Regions from separate parts of the Homo sapiens genome. Here region 2 is linked to region 1. A link is a loop called in an ENCODE intact Hi-C map of the cell type or tissue named here. Cell type or tissue: PC-3. All regions are shown on one strand. Each heading gives the region's core, and the rest is flanking DNA. Links, peaks and the distances in the headings are about the cores only.

The links. Peaks named below come from ENCODE experiments on the same cell type or tissue, not always from the same donor. Only the 100,000 strongest peaks of a DNase experiment are listed, where the experiment ranks them.
Region 2: it touches region 1 in a loop (3-fold over the local background); 15 of 110 quality-filtered maps call a loop at or near these places.

Annotation. Positions count from the first base shown.
Region 1 is chr5:142,119,454-142,122,382 of GRCh38, forward strand. The region is part of intron 1 of NDFIP1 (Nedd4 family interacting protein 1); the gene reads left to right. Among named protein-coding and RNA genes, the nearest start is that of NDFIP1, 12 kb to the left of the region's middle. In PC-3, for the core only: no CTCF peak of the experiment used is centred there; no DNase peak of the experiment used is centred there; H3K27ac peaks cover 1,105 bases.
Region 2 is chr5:142,023,680-142,026,608 of GRCh38, forward strand. No RefSeq gene overlaps it. Among named protein-coding and RNA genes, the nearest start is that of GNPDA1, 12 kb to the left of the region's middle. In PC-3, for the core only: no CTCF peak of the experiment used is centred there; a DNase peak (open chromatin) is centred at 1,332; H3K4me3 peaks cover 1,997 bases; H3K27ac peaks cover 1,246 bases.

The sequences.
Region 1 (2,929 bases), core at 322-2,821:
GAGGTTGTTTCAAACATTTATAATACAGTTATCTTGTTTTGTCACATTTTGCATACATCCTCCAGCCACCTAAGTGGATTTTTAAAATTTGCATACCTTGAGATTCTTTCTTTGTGCTATCAAGTTCTATAAATTTTCACAAATGCATAGTGTCTTTTTTTTTCTTTTTAAACAACACGTTTTAAGAAAAATGGTAGGACTGATTTTTCTTTATTTTCCAAACTTTCTGCTAATGATCATGTTTGCTTTCTTTTTAAAGTACCTTTAAAGAAAATTTTATTTAGAAATAATTTTAAACTTAGAGAAGGTTGCAAGAATAGTATAACATAACACTCATATATCTATTACCAAATTCATCTTAGACTTATTGTTAAATTTTGATTAACAATGAATACAATCCTATAAAAATTGAAAGCGCTACAGATAAAACCCAAGTCCCTTTAATCATCACAGTCCTTTCTCTATAGAATTCAGTGTTGATTTAGCTACTTGTTGTCAAATTATTATTATTATTATTTTTGAGACGGAGTCTCGCTCTGTTGTCCAGGCTGGAGTGCAGTGGTGCCATCTCAGCTCACTGCAATCTCTGCCTCCCGGGTTGAAGCAATTCTCCTGCCTCAGCCTCCCGAGTAGTTGGGATTACAGGCACGCACCACAATGTCCAGCTAATTCTTGTATTTTTAGTAGAGACGGGGTTTCACTATGTTGGTCAGGCTGGTCTCAAACTCCTGACCTCAGGCAATCTGCCCACCTCAGCCTCCCAAAGTGCTGGGATTACAGGCATGAGCCACTGCACCCGGCCCAAACTTTCTTTCTGTTTATAAATCTCGTCTACAGCCATACCACTCTGAACATGCCCAATCTCGTCTGTTTATAAATCTCATTTTCACTTGTACTTCTACCAGTACCTGGTGCCACCAGTTCTTGAGCTTTTGGGGGATACAAAACAGGTTGTTTTTTGGCTTTCTGGTTTAGGATTTAGCTTTCTTGGGTCTGCTGAGTCAGTTACCACTTGTCATCCTGCTTCTAGCTTTCAGAAATTTATTGCTGCTTCCTTTCCTGTTGCTTGTAAGTTTTTTTGCCTTTAAACAAACAACATTTTACTCACATTTATATTTAAGAGGGTTTCAGGAGGAATAAGAGGCAACTGTCTAATCTTTAATTGGACATTATACAGTAAGTGTAATTCTTTGTGTTTCATTTGCTAAACTTGCAGACTTAGTGAGGCCAAAAACACCAGCCATGTCACTGTTCTGTCCCCAGACCCCACATCAGTTGTGGCCTGACACATTTAATGAGAGTTGTTAAATTAACCTAGCAGTTGAATACTTGTAGAATGAAACATTCTGTGATGATAGTGTAACAGGAAAGGTATTAAATGCTTGATGCACCTACTTTTTGGCTCTCTTTGTTCTTGAAGGAAGAGGGGACCTCATGACCAGGCCTGAATCAAGGTGGACTCTCCTGAATAGAATACCTTTTCCCACCCATAATGTCTACCTGAGTATGCTCTACTCCAGGCTAATGAGCAAGCATAGCTTTTGGAACTTCTCACTATCAGAGCTGAGCAGGCTGCAGTCAACATGCAAGCCTGGGTTCTAGGCATGGCTCTGTCACTGTCTTTCAGTGTCTACATTTGATTTCACTGTCTTTTCAATGTGGAATATTCCATTCTTGGGATATACTAATTGGTTGTTTTTAGAAGAAACAATATTGTAGGAATTACATTGTGATCAAGATAAGTTTTCCTTCATATATAATACAAACTTTAATTGAACACCTGAGCACTTAATGCTAAGTGCTGTAGGTTGAATACTAAATGTTAAACATTTCTCATTTCTAAAGAGATAAAGGTTGGAGATGCCTGTTTCTCCTTTGTGTTTCTTTTCTGTTATTTCTTTCTAAAATTGGTAACTATAAAGCCATACTATTCTTTTCATTTTTATTGTGAAATTATGGATACATATGAAAGGAATACATAGTATAGATATACCTTGTGCAAAATAACAATAATAAATCAGAGACCTGTGACTGCCATCCAAATCATAGCAATCTTTTTTGAAAGTTTGTTTGTTTCACACGTATTCTTTTAGACCAGTCAGTAGGAGAGAGCTGCTTTTGCCTTAGTTGCTTTGTAAGGCCATGTTTCTCCTCAACTCTTCCATGTTTAAAATGCACTCCTTGTGCTGAGTACTGATGGGGATACCATACCTGCTGTTCTCCTCTCCTGAAACCATCATCACTGTCCTCTCTACAGTTATAGCAGTCATCTGTGTATGGCTACATGCATAGCCTGTGAATTTATTTGGAGATTTGTAAAGTAATATGAATACTTTTCATAGATGCGAACTGGTAAGTTAAAATGGTATTAAGATTAGCTGCTATTTCTTCAGCTAAGTTTCTGTTAGAAATCCACCTCCATGCCTGTTTTGGCCAACACTCACTAATGTATCCATGCTGTGCCACTCACTGGTAAGTGCTGGGGTGAACGCAGTGATAAACCATGCAAAGGTCTCAGTCCACAGAGGGCTCACAGTCTGCATCACTATTCCTCGTACAGTCTTTTTCTTCTCCCATTTCTGAATTGTTAGTGAAGTATGATTTATGTATAAAAACATGTACAATCACAAATGTGCAGCTCAATGAATTTTCACAAACTGAACATGCACAGCTAACTAGTACTTAAATCCAGAAACAGCATTGCCAGCACTCCAAAAGATCCCTTCAGTGCCTTTCCAGTCACTCTCCTCCCGGGACATACTCACTGGTATGTTTAGTTTGCCTGTTCTTTAAAAAAATCTTTATATGAATCTAATCATACAGTAAATACTGTTTTGAGTCTGGCTTCTTTTGCTCAACATGATGTTGCAAAATTTACCCATGTGGGTTACAGTTTATTCATGCACACTGCTGTCTCATTATGTGAAAA
Region 2 (2,929 bases), core at 99-2,598, 96 kb before region 1:
GTGCTTGAAATAAATGGAAGATTCTCTCAACTATGTTTGTTAAAGAGATCCAATGGATTTTTGAATGCAAGAGAAATGAATAATTCCGAATGCCAAAATCATAAAAATCCTTAAAATGTTCAGTTAGAACCCTATAAATACTAAAGTAAGAGAACAATTTCATGATAATTACTTCAGTTTCAATAGAAGAGATCCATCCAATGCTATTTACGCAGCATTATGAGAACACGAGCAGGACTGCCAATACCTTCCATAGGATCATTGAGGCTTTGCTTCAACTCAAATAAATAGTGTACTTGTAAGCATACATCCAACAAAAGTTCTATTTGTATTATTTCCAACGAAAGCAGTAAAAACGTTTTCATTAACTGCCAACTCAAGAGGCTCTGCAAATATTTGCTATTGTTTCTGAAGTCTCACCTGGAAGGGATTCTACCTGCAATTGCCTTGTTGCAAGTGTTTTTATGAGAAAACTAGTGCGCGCAGGAAAAGTTGTACCTGTATTGTGATACTTGTATTGTGGCTATGCCACAAAAAGATGAGGCATTTAGATATTTGATAATCTCTGTAATAATAAATGAAGCTATTATATTTTTTATTAGGGCAGTCGATTTTATCCTAGCATTTGAAATTTTGCTTGCAATTTTGGAACCAGAAAATACTTTGTCAGTAGTATGTTCAAATAGTTATTTGAGCAGAAAGACTGATAATGATATAGTGTGGAAGGCCATTACAACTTCTATTACAACTATTTTTGTCTTAATCTGAGTTTCTCTTAATCAAAAAACTTTGTTGGTGTATCACTTTTCTTAGTACTGGTTGAGAAAATCTTACATCTCTTTTATGTTTAGCCATTCATATATGCTAGTTTCCATCTAACTTTCTATCATTTTTATACTAAATGAACAATTACTGCACAAAGAGCTTCAAAAGGACTTTTCCTTGTTTAATAAATGTCCACTGGTCAGAAATTTCATCACAAAATTTACACTTGCTTTTTGACAATCAGTGGTTCAAATATACGCAAATAAAAAACAGATCATATAAACTACTGCAAAAATGGAAGACTGACTTTGCTAAGCTCAGCCGCTTCAGTACATCTGTCACTCGTAAGTCCAAACTCATAACAAACCATAAACAAGGTCCAACTGTTAAAAGAGTTGCGTTACATTGAACCTGACATCTGATGCCAAAAGAAAAAAAAAGTGAACTTCCGGTTTGCTTGCAAGAGAGAACCGTACCTCTATGGGAAAGTCTCCCAACCCCCAGGGCTGATTTAGTGTAAGGTTTAGGGAAGCGGGTCATGCAGGGTCTGGTGGCGCTTCTGAAGCCTAAGTATTTAGGAATCTAAGGCCTTTCAGCTGTGTTAGCAAATCACAGGCGGAGGCTGCCTTTCGCCTCCGACTTCCGGGAGCGCCGGCGCTAGAGCGAGACACTTGCTCATTGGCTGCTGTCGAGCAGCGGAGGGGACCGAGGGGCCGGCCCTGATGCGCTGCCTTTCGGGCTGTAGTGGATCCGCTTACTTTTAGGAGTGCAGTTACTGCAGCGATGCTGTCGCCGACTGGCTGATTTTCAGAACGTGTGTATGATTAGAAGTTATCTCTAATTAACGGTGGCTCCTGTTCATGACTTTGGGCTTCTGCAAAGAACAGTGTTTTCCTTTCCCGAATAAAAAAATAAGTACCCTTAATTCTCAGTCTTCCCTTCTGTTCTTCCCTCAGCCGAACCTGCATGAAACCAAGAAGGTATTGTCCAAATCTTTATGGAGATACGCTTTTCAGCTAGTGTTGCCATTTAGGTGATTTAATTTAGGTGCCAGTTACTGTCGAGGAAAAGTAGCTCTGATGATTTTTGAATGTATTGAAAAAAGCTGAACACAGGACATTCAAGGAGTCTTGACAAAGTCAAGTAGACAAAATACAGGATGTGCCCCACATACACAGCCAACTCTATGGGGAAAGTGAGACGGGAAGGGAGGGAAAGCCCCATATCCGACAGAAAGAAATCTAAGTCCTTTGTCTTTCTGGAAGGGCATCCATGGCATCCCGGCTTGTTAAAGAAAAATATTAGAACAACCTAAATATCCGTCAATCAGGGACTGATTGAATAGTTTTGCACACTTGTAAAATGGAATACAATGCAGCTACTAAAAAGGAGCCAGTTCCATGAGCTGATAGGAAGACTACCACAATAGTTAAATAAATTTTTAAAAGCAAGATACAGAACTCCGTATAACATGTGTGCTAAAACATGCATGAGGGTAAGGAGGTAAGAATAAATATATGTTCCTGCGCGCATAGACAATTTCTAGAAGGATGCTAAAGAAACAGGTCGCAGAGATCTCTTTGGGGGAAGGGAACTAAAAGGCAGCAAGCGGAGGGAGTCTTCCTTTTTATGGCATATCCTTTGATACTGTTTTCATTTCTTTATTCTCTGTGATGCATTATGTCTATATATACACATATATAATAACAATATATATCATATCATATATATGATATATTGTATATAATATATATCATATATAATATATGATATATGATATATAATATATAATATATACATATTATATATAGTCTATATGTATATATATACATATATGTATATACATATACATGTATATGTATATACACATATACATATATATGTATATATACACATATACATATATATGTATATATACATATACACATATATATACATATATGTGTGTATATATATACATATATATGTGTGTGTATATATATATACATATATATATATATATACAGAGTCTCTCTCTATCGCCCAGGCTGGAGTGCAGTGGCGCGATCTCGGCTCACTGCAAGTTCCGCCTCCCGGGTTCACGCCATTCTCCTGCTTCAGCCTCCCGAGTAGCTGGAACTACAGGCGCCCGCCACCGCGCCCGGCTAATTTTTTTTTGTATTTT